2 separate regions of the Homo sapiens genome follow, and region 1 is linked to region 2. Evidence: chromatin loops called from intact Hi-C (ENCODE). Cell type or tissue: CD14-positive monocyte. All regions are shown on one strand.

What was found. Peaks named below come from ENCODE experiments on the same cell type or tissue, not always from the same donor. Only the 100,000 strongest peaks of a DNase experiment are listed, where the experiment ranks them.
Region 1: it touches region 2 in a loop (2.8-fold over the local background); 4 of 110 quality-filtered maps call a loop at or near these places.

The regions. Positions count from the first base shown.
Region 1 is chr4:6,804,798-6,809,797 of GRCh38, reverse strand. All of the region lies in intron 2 of KIAA0232, which reads right to left. Among named protein-coding and RNA genes, the nearest start is that of KIAA0232, 25 kb to the right of the region's middle. In CD14-positive monocyte, no CTCF peak of the experiment used is centred here; DNase peaks (open chromatin) are centred at 2,007 and 2,287; H3K4me3 peaks cover 2,591 bases; H3K27ac peaks cover 4,983 bases.
Region 2 is chr4:6,871,206-6,876,205 of GRCh38, reverse strand. It overlaps KIAA0232, which reads right to left. Exons shown (of 10, transcript NM_014743.3): 8 at 4,524-4,632. Among named protein-coding and RNA genes, the nearest start is that of TBC1D14, 36 kb to the left of the region's middle. RefSeq lists a silencer at 1,988-2,147. In CD14-positive monocyte, CTCF peaks have their summits at 1,821 and 2,020 (motif pointing right); DNase peaks (open chromatin) are centred at 525 and 2,055; H3K4me3 peaks cover 355 bases; H3K27ac peaks cover 3,003 bases.

The DNA of each region.
Region 1 (5,000 bases), 66 kb after region 2:
GCTAGATCGTTATTGGTAATATATAAATATTACTGATTTTTGTATGCCGATTTTGTATCCTGCAACTTTACTGAATTTACTTATTAAATCTAGGAGGTTTTTTGGTGGAGTCTTTAGTTTTTCTAGATATAAGAGCATATTATTGGCAAACAGGGATATAATTTGACCTCCTCTTTTCTAATTTGGATGCCTTTTATTTCTTTCTCTTGCTTAATTTCTCTTACTAGGACTTCCACAAAGGTTTATATCCTTCTCATACTATGTGTTCATCCTGGATTGGCAGGGATGATCAGGGTAATCACTCATCATAATCATTCTGGGACACAGGGTGACAAAATGGCCATTATCTTGAACCCTGCTAGTCTAGGGGGCCAGAGAAAATAAGATCTGCACCAAAGCTGGCACTGGTACTTTGAATGCTTCCTCCTGGAAGTGAGCTACTCACATTTTATGAGTCAAAGCAAGTCTCTTAGCCTCACTTCACTTTAATAGGGCAGGTATCACTAGCCCTAATGACCACTTCAAGGGGTAGAATATGAGGCTGTTAATATTAAGGAAACAACTCTGAAGTCTAACATTATTGAAACCAGCATTCTGGTAAACACAGACAAACTATCAAAGACAATAATAATAGGATCATAAAAGTTTCAGAAAGCACAGACACGGCTGAAACACTAACACCCAACTGGCAATGGAATCATTCCTGCCCTGCCTTCCTGAAGAAGCCCTTTCTAATTATGTAAGGGCATACCACTGTCTTCCTCCCAACACTTATAGAGTGCTGGCTGTCCTCATGACCTGCTGCCTTGTGATGATGTCCTTTTATACTATTCTCTAACTGCCTCCTGGGAATGGGTTCCTCATCAAATAGGCTTAAAGTTCTTCAGGCCAAACTGTGACATCCTCCACATGTACCATTTAGTAGAATGCTTAGGCCTTGGCAGGTGATCAAAACTGTGCTGAACTAACTACTTCCCAAATCTAAATGGAGGAGAATAAATTCTGAAAAAGAGAAGTTTGGTAAATAAAATGATATTCATAATACTAGCAGGTGGGAGAAAAAACCAACTCAGATCACACTCTGAGTCCACAGGCAGGGACTAACTAACATAGGAATTTTAACTCATTCTCTCACGATCCCATGTACTAGAGGTTTCTTGTGTACAAGGCACTGTGCCTGGTGTCAGTGATATCGAGACAATCATGACTCTCTCAGGATTTTCCTTTAGGTATTTACCATCCTGTATTAGCAGGCTTTCGCCTTATGTAAAGCAACTTGTACTCTTCCCACAGAAGCCCTCTACCATTCCCTTTGATCTAGTATGGTACTTCTGCAAGTCATGCTTGAACTCTCTATATTTTTAACTGGTCCTTTCTCACTACAAAGTTCATACTCACATTGCTGGTGTGCTCAGTACCCAAGACACTGCATTACCTGCAACTGTCTTTTCATAATTATTCAATTTGGGTGTTTACAGGACTTTCACATAAGGAAAAGACTTGAGGGGGAAGGCATAAAGGATATATAACATAAAGTAAAAGAAAGAATATAGAAAAGAGCATAAAGAAAACAGATATTTGAAATATTAAGACTCTGGCTTTTGGACTCTATTACTTTTCACCAAAATCCTAAATACTATTTGCCTGGCAAGCCAGAGAGTGCAAACATACAATTAAGTAGTTATACATTTATAAATAATTCTTGTCTGTTATTTTCTTTTTTCTTTTTTGAGACATAGTCTCACTCTGTTGCCCAGGCTAGAGTGTAGTGGCATGATCTCAGCTCACTGAAACCTCTGCCTCCCAGGTTCAAGGGATTCTCCTGCCTCAGCCACCCGAGTAGCTGGGACTACAGGTGCACATCACCACACCTAGCTAATTTTTGTATTTTTAGTAGAGATGGGGTTTCACCATGTTGGCCAGGCTGGTCTCCTGACCTCAAGTGATCCACTTGCCTTGGCCTCCCAAAGTGCTGGGATTACAGGGATGAGTCACTGTGCCTGGCCTTGTCTGTTATTTTCTGATCTCAGCACATGAATTTGGAACTGAAGATAATGCTTATTCTCTTTAGTAGGTAGCCTGGCTCCAAAGCCAATCTACAGCCAGAAGAGAAAATCCATAAAGAATCTACAACCCAAACTGGAATTCAAGCACTGAAAACAGGAACCAAGGGCTATAAACTATGTAAACCGGTTTACCCTAGGTATCTGAAAAGCTACGTAGAAATGGACAATCAGACCTACAGTTTTCTTCCCCATTCTAGAAGTGTGTCAAGTCCCAGGAAATGAATAAGGCTTTTTAAAAAGTAATGTAATCAACAAAACTAGTGTGAGACTTGAGTTCTTTCTACAAAAAGAGGAAAAACTGCATAAAGATTGAGAAATTCCATGCTTACTAGTCATCAGAAATAAACACGTAAGTATATATGCTCCAGTGACAATTAAAATGAATTATTAATATTTTCATAAACAGGATTGTTCTTATAGATAAGATTACTACTTGATAGCAAGAGAAGTAGCAAATATTTTCATAAATTGCAAGCCTGTAACAGATTTGGTTAATCTGGTTGATCTTTATGTTTAAAAGATAAGGAAGAAAAGCTGGATGCCATGGTGTGTGCCTATAATCCTAGCTATTGGAGAAGCTGAGGCAGGAACAACACTTGAGCCCAGGCGTACAGGGCCAACTTGGGCAACATAGCAGGACCCTGTCTTAAATAGATAGATAGATAGATAGATAGATAGATAGATAGATAGATAGATAGACAGACAGACAGACAAAAAGGAAAAACCAATTTTGTAATGATAAAGTGTAGGTGAAAGCGATCAGTTCTACATAGATTCAGAAGTACTAAACAGACTTCTATTAAAACAAAACAAATGAGAGCTAGATCTAGTGTGTAATGAGACTAAATAAAAGGGAAAAGCTTTCTATGCAACCTGGATAAACTTTCCTCTACTGAGGAAATGCTACTGTCAAATGCTCACAGACCTGAAAGTTTCGATCAGCCTGTATGTTCTTATTGTTTTAATTCTTTTTTTTTTTTTTTTTTTTTTTTTTGAGAGGGAGTCTATCTAGCTCTGTCACCCAGGATGGAGTGCAGTGGCATGATCTTGGCTCACTGCAAGCTCCGCCTCCCAGGTTCATGCCATTCTCCTGCCTCAGCCTCCCAAGTAGCTGGGATTATAGACGCCCACCACCACACCCGGCTAATTTTTTGTATTTTTAATACAGACGGGGTTTCACCATGTTAGCAAGGACGGTCTCGATTTCCTGACCTTGTGATCCACCCGCCTCGGCCTCCCAAAGTGCTGGGATTACAGGCATGAGCCACCGCCAGGCCTCTTATTGTTTTGTTACTGTTTGAACTTATTGTTTAATTGTACTATGGAGATGAACTGCTTGTGCAAAGTTACATTGTTTTATGTCTAACTTATACTTGATTCCAGTTATTTGATGATTCTTATTCATCTGTTAATATTTCTGGTTTGAAAAGCTGGACTGCCATATTAAAAATTTTTTTTTACAGGTTATCAAATTATAATAACCAATGTAGACATTTAGTTCACTTAGACCAATTAGATGTCAAAATTCTTTAGCAGGGCTACAAAATGGCAGTTTTTATGCCTTCAAAAAGTTATGGAGATTTAAAAAAATGCCTTTTTTACCTAGCAGGGGTAAACCTCACAGCAGACACTTTACAGGACAAAAGGAGAAAACATTTGGGCCCAAGGGGAAGAGGAAAATGTATACACTTACAACTGAAGCAAATCCTCCTCCTTCCTTGCAAAAGATAACAAAATAGCAACTAAACAAAATGCAAAAACAAGATAAAACAAAATTATTATGAAATTCTAAAAGCTTTTGGAAAAATTGTTGGAAAAGGGACGAAACAACTAAATTTTAGAAATTTAAAAATTTCAATTAGGAAAAATGGAAACATCTACAGATTAAGAAATGCAAAATTTCAAAAACCCTAAGCTTACTTGGAAAAAAACTAAAATAAGTAATTTTTACACTTTTTGAAAATGCAAAAAGCTCCAACATGATGAAACCCACTTTGTCAACGTTGAAACATTTTATCATATAAAATACTATATCATAGTGTACCAAAATAATTTTACAATGTGATACTGTTGGTCCTCAAAATGTCTGGGCATATAAATTCTACAGCTTTCAATTACTAAACTCAAAACCACAAATATCTTCTGAGTTTCAATGAGTGAGGTAAAGGTAGCATAAAATTCTGTAACTCACTGGTAAGACAGTGAGTTAACATTTTTAAAATTACTATAAAAGCCACAGCCAAGTAATACAAATTATAGTTCTCCAAAACGGACTTAGGTAAGAAGCAATACTTCAATAATGTGTTTATATCAGTCAATAATCTAATTCTATATGAAAAGTTTATATGGATTATCTGATTCATATCCTAATAGTTAAAAATTTTAAAGAGTCCAAATAAAATTTTCTGTTTATGCAAAAAGATACACACTAGAGAACTCAGAATAGGATCAAAGTAGTACATATGTTCATTTCTCATCCATTAATTATATGCTTCCAACATTAAATCAAGCCTTTAGATATGGTTCTGAAGATAACTATAGTAATTCTTCTGGACCCTAGGAAGATATTTAAATAAACAGTGTCATCATTTAAAGGATAACTTGCTACACAGTTTCCCCAAAGTATACTCTGGGTGATATAAAAATATATTCCTTTGCCATAAACGTCTTCATTTTGCATAAATTAGGGAAATATCAAAGCTGAAACAAGAGCAGGTTTATTGCAGGACATCTTGAAACCTTTAATAGGCTAATATGCACCCGGAACCTCCAAGAAGGAGAGCATTCATTCATTCATTCATTGACCCGTTTTGCTTCCTTGGAACACAGCTTGGGAAACAGGAGATGTTCTAATCAGAAAGAATTTTCTCCAAGGCCCAAGTTATTAATATAAGCAAGGCATAGATCACCTGACCTGAGGTTTTCATATCCAGA
Region 2 (5,000 bases):
GAGAAACGACACAGGGTCACGTCCTTGTGTGTTCTTCCTCAACAACATACTGAACCATGTATCACATCTATGAATAGGAAAAAGAAATGGTGCTAGCGATTCCATCAGGCAAATGGCCCCACAAAATGGGAAAAAAACTGGGATGAGAAGATATCAAACAAATCCAACGAGCCCAGTAGTTCTCAACCCTGGCTGCATATTCTCATCATCTGGGGGCTTTAGAGAGGCTTAGACTCCTGCCAGAGATTCCAAATGAACTGTCCTGGGCAGGGGCTGGGCACTTTCTGAAAAGCAGATTTGCTCCCAGGCAATTCTAATGCACTGAGAACTGCTGGTCTTCATCCAGAACAGCCTCTTACTCCCCTTACCTCCATGAGAAACATAGCTGGGGCAGAGGCACAGTGCAGAGTAAAAGGAGGAACTTGGCCAGGGTTTTGGACTCTGGCATTGACATTCATGGTGCATTAAGTCCTTTAACACCCTTGAGCATCTACTTCCTCAAAACCAGATCACACCCCCCATCCCCTGCCACAGAGTTGCCACAAGGTAGTTTGACGAGATGACATGCCTGCCCCTTGCACAACACCCCAAAGGACAAGGCTGGAGCAAGTGACTGCTGCGCCCTTCTACCTTGGCACAGAGTAGCGAGGCTGTGCCAAGGGTAAGACCATCTGGGCCCTGCTGGGCTGCTTCCTGCAGCTGCACTGGCCACATGGAAGACTCTCCACAGCTGTTCTCTCTGACGGCTCCAAGAACTCCAAGTTACTAGTTGAGGTTCATGAGAATACCCCAGGCTCTGGGATTAGACAGACTTCAGTCAATTCCAGGTCATGCTATTTACTTGTGATGTAACTTTGCACAAATTATTTAACCTCTTTGAGCCCTAGTATCCTCATCTCTAAGATGAGAACATCACCATTTTCCCTCCTACATTTCTGTGCAAATTCAAAGAGGTGAAGCCTCAAGCACAGTGCCGGGCACACACATTGCACCCATGACCGCTGCTTATCAAAGCCATAGGCTTGGAGGCGTGGTTGCCCTAGGGCGGCTGGGGAGGATGCCATGTGTCCTCTGCTGAGGCTGGGAGGAACCCTGGCTTCATCTCTCCTAAGGAGGCATCTTTTCCTTGGCTGACTTCTCACTCCATGGCCCACTCCATATGGCCACCACTTATACTGGCTGAGGGGCATGGAGTGGATAGGACATGGTTTCCTTGACAAGGATAGCTCAGAGGCAGGCAGGCCCATCTCCACACCCCACTCCTTCATTTTCTCTTCCTGCTTTAGGAATTCTGTACATACAAGAGGGTTTTATTGTGCCACAGGGTATTTGGAAAAGGTGATGCTGAACTGCTGCTGATAGTCTTCATGATGCTCAAGTTGACCACCACCCTGTTTCGGGCTATGACATGCCAGCCACTGTTCTAGGCACTTTACCTTACAATGAGGGCATTCTTCTAGCCTCCTTTTATACATACAGACTACAGAGGCACAGAAAGGCTCAGTCAGCACCCAAAGCCTAATAGCTGGGGAAAGAAGCTCTGGATTCCAATACAGTTCTCAATCCTGGGCCTTTCACCACCTGTCTGTACTGCTTCCCTGCAGGACTCTCTGTCTTTAATGCTAAAATCATCCAGACGCTTACATTACTCGAGTCTTGAAAGCACTGAAAATCCAGGGGCGTGAGCTGTGGAGACTGCTGTTTGGGACGGCACTCCTGGTGCACAGAGTCTACAAGGCCCTCTGTGGTCTGGCTCCCAGCTGCCTGGCTGGCCTCATCCCCACCACACTCCCATGCCATCCCTTCTTTGCCAGTCATGTTGGGGGCATACCCAATGCATTCCTGTCCCTGCACAAGCCACTGCTGCCTGGCACCTCTCCCTGCAGGCAGCCCCAGCTGTCACATGGTCTGTGCCCTATTTCCTCAAGTCCCTGTTGAGAAGGTACCTGAGCAGGGGGAGGACAGGGACACGATCTGTTTGCCTATGCATTCCCAAGTCTAGAACAGTGCCTAACCCAAGTGCTGAAGGGATGCACATATGAATGCGCAGCAAGGCCAGCAGGGGGCAGACTGCACAAAGCTGGGGCTTTCTTATATGGTTACCTGAACAAGCTGCCTCTTTTCTGAGCCTGTTTCCTCGCCTTACTGTAAAGGGGACAATGCTACTCTTCCTTTCCAGAGATGCTGTGAGCTCCCAGGTCAGCCCCTGGCTCAGAGCAGCAACTGCTTGTGATGAATCATATCCAATATTAGAAGCATTAGGAGTCCCCAGCCACTTCTGCTGAGTAGGTAAGTGACTACCTGTTTTCTTGGCTATCCTTCTGAGACTAAATGCCCCAACCCACATAAGCTAAAGAAGGATGCTTCATGATGCTACAGGGCAAATATGCAGGGACTTAACTCACAGTGTGAGCTAAAGGTCATTCAAAAGAAATAATTACCAGTATTTATGCACTGAGAGTTTCTCTATATACCACTTCACTGTAAAAACAAAAATATTATGTACAAACACCAGTATCCACTAAGAGACTGTACAGATAACCAGGAACCTAGAGCTAAGAGGTGAAACTGGATTCTTTACTAACTAATGACAGAAAACTGGACTAAGGGTGCTAAGGTTGCCCTTTACTAAAGAAACATGAACTCTGTGTCTCAAAATCATCCTATGCCACTGCAAGGAATTGGTTCTTTTCCACAAGGTGGCATCCTCCTCTCCCTCCTAGCTCTTCCTGAGAGGTCCTCTGTGGCACAGCTGTGGCCACATCCCACCTTCATTCCATTAACTGTGTCTGTGTCTTGTACTTGCCCAGTTTACCAGACTGGACACACATGAAGGGAAGCTCTGTGTGTCCTACTCCTACTGCCCTGGCATCTACCTTGGTACCAAGTGCAGGCAGCTGCTGTAGAGGGCAAAACTTCTGGACCACAAGAATCACAACCTACATTCTAGCCCATGCTTAATAGTTAACTGTGTGATTTCGGGCAAATTACAGTACTAAACTTGAGACTCAGCTTCCTCATCTGAAAACTAGCGGGGGGCATCTCCTAAGGTTCTTGTGGGAATTATGTAAAAGAAAAGCTTGAGAGCACCTTGCACGCAACCAAGGCTGTCCAGATATGAGCTAATGGTAGGGCGGCAGCAGCAACGGGCCTTCAATAAACGCTGTTCAATCAACGAAGACGCTAACAGTGAAGACTCAGCTCTACGCTCTCCTTATGACCCAGATGAACCTCTGGGAAGGAGGAAGGCAGGGTCCTGGGAAGCTGTCTGTGGCTACAGACCAGAGAACAGCAAACGCTCCACTCCTAAAGAGTCAACCTGGCCAAGCTGGCCTTCCATCCCATCAGCTATAGCCCATGCTGCCGAGGGATGCCAGGGAGGCTTTCCGAGGACAACACAGGCGTGTGCAGGGCATCGTGGCTAGTGAGAGAGAAGTCACTTGGCTCCACACTAACTACAAATTAGCTGAGGGGATGTGACAAACACGTGAACCCGTAAATTTAAATGCAAGAGATTTGCATAACCCCTTCGGGACTCTGACAGGAGACTGGTGTTAAATAAATGTGGTAGCCAATAGAAGCCCAGGAGACCACAATCTGGACAAGCTGAACTTCTTGAGCTAATCAATTCTGGTTGCATCCTTAGTTCCTACTTCTCCCAAAATTTCAATTCAGGGTTTCTTAACAACTTCTGGGTGTCTACCTGGAAGGCCTCACAGACTGCTCATTCAAAAAATACCCTAAACTAAAATCTTCCTCACCGCATCAGCGCCCACTCCTGTCTCCCTCTCTACCTAGACTCCCATAACTACTCCTCATAGAAAGTAATCCAACAAACTCCTCCTCTACAAAACCTCTCGGTCCTGTTTCCTTTTCTCTGTCCCCGCTTTGATTGCCTCAGTCCAGACCTTTAGCGTATGCCTCCCAAACTACTGCAAGGGCTTAAAACCCTGGCCAATAGCCTTCAGTTTTTCAATTCCATTTCCACTCTGTTACTAGAATTGTTCTAAACAACATCTGACCTTGACAACCTCCAATTTAAATCCTGTCAACGGCATTCCCTTCCTGCATGTCAGACGCTACCTAACCTAGCCAAGCCCTCAAACCTTCTGACAGGCTCCTGCCCTGTCTGTCTCTCCCGCGTCAGCTACAACTCAGCTGAGCCATGGAGCCCTGTGCTTTCCCCTGGCGGCGACCCTCCTGCCTCTGTGCAGGCAACTCTCTTCACAGGGACTGCCCGCTGTTTCCTCCTCTGTGACTCAGTGGTGGCTTATACACACCTCATCCATGGTCAGTAACGCTTGGATATATTTCCATGCCTTTCCCCTCCATCAGATTGTGGCTGTTTCAGAGCAGGGCCCAGTTCTCATTCCTCCCTGTGTCCCCAGTGCATGACAAAGTGCTACCCACACAGAAACCTCTTGGTAAATGTTTCTTGGACTGATATTCATAGAAAAAGAAATTATTGCTCTTAACAAATTACAAATTGCAATGAATAAATGAACTAACAAAGGTCTCCTTACCTTCACACTCTGATGCAGGAAAAAGAGGAGAGTACAAGGCTTTTTCCCACCAGGTCTGTTTTTCTTGACTTCTATTCATTCCTTGTATATCAGTGTTCAATACAGGGAACTGTTTAGATTAAACCAAATACAGAAAAAGTTTATAAACTTTCAGGTTAGAGGAAGAATATTCAAGCATTATTAACTACAGATTATAAACCCAGAACTTTTAAACTGGTGAGGTTTTTTGATTTTTCTTTCTTTCTTTTTGAGATAGGGTCTGGCTCTGTCACTCAGGCTGGAGTGTAGTGGCACGATCTTGGCTCACTGCAACCTCCACCTCCAGGGCTCAAGTGATCCTTCCACCTCAGCCTTGCAAGTAGCTGGGACTACAGGCGGGAACCACCATGTCTGGCTCATTTTTTGTGCTTTTTGTAGAAATGGGGTTTCGCCATGTTGGCCAGGCTGGTCTCGAACTCCTGGGCTCAAGCAATCTGC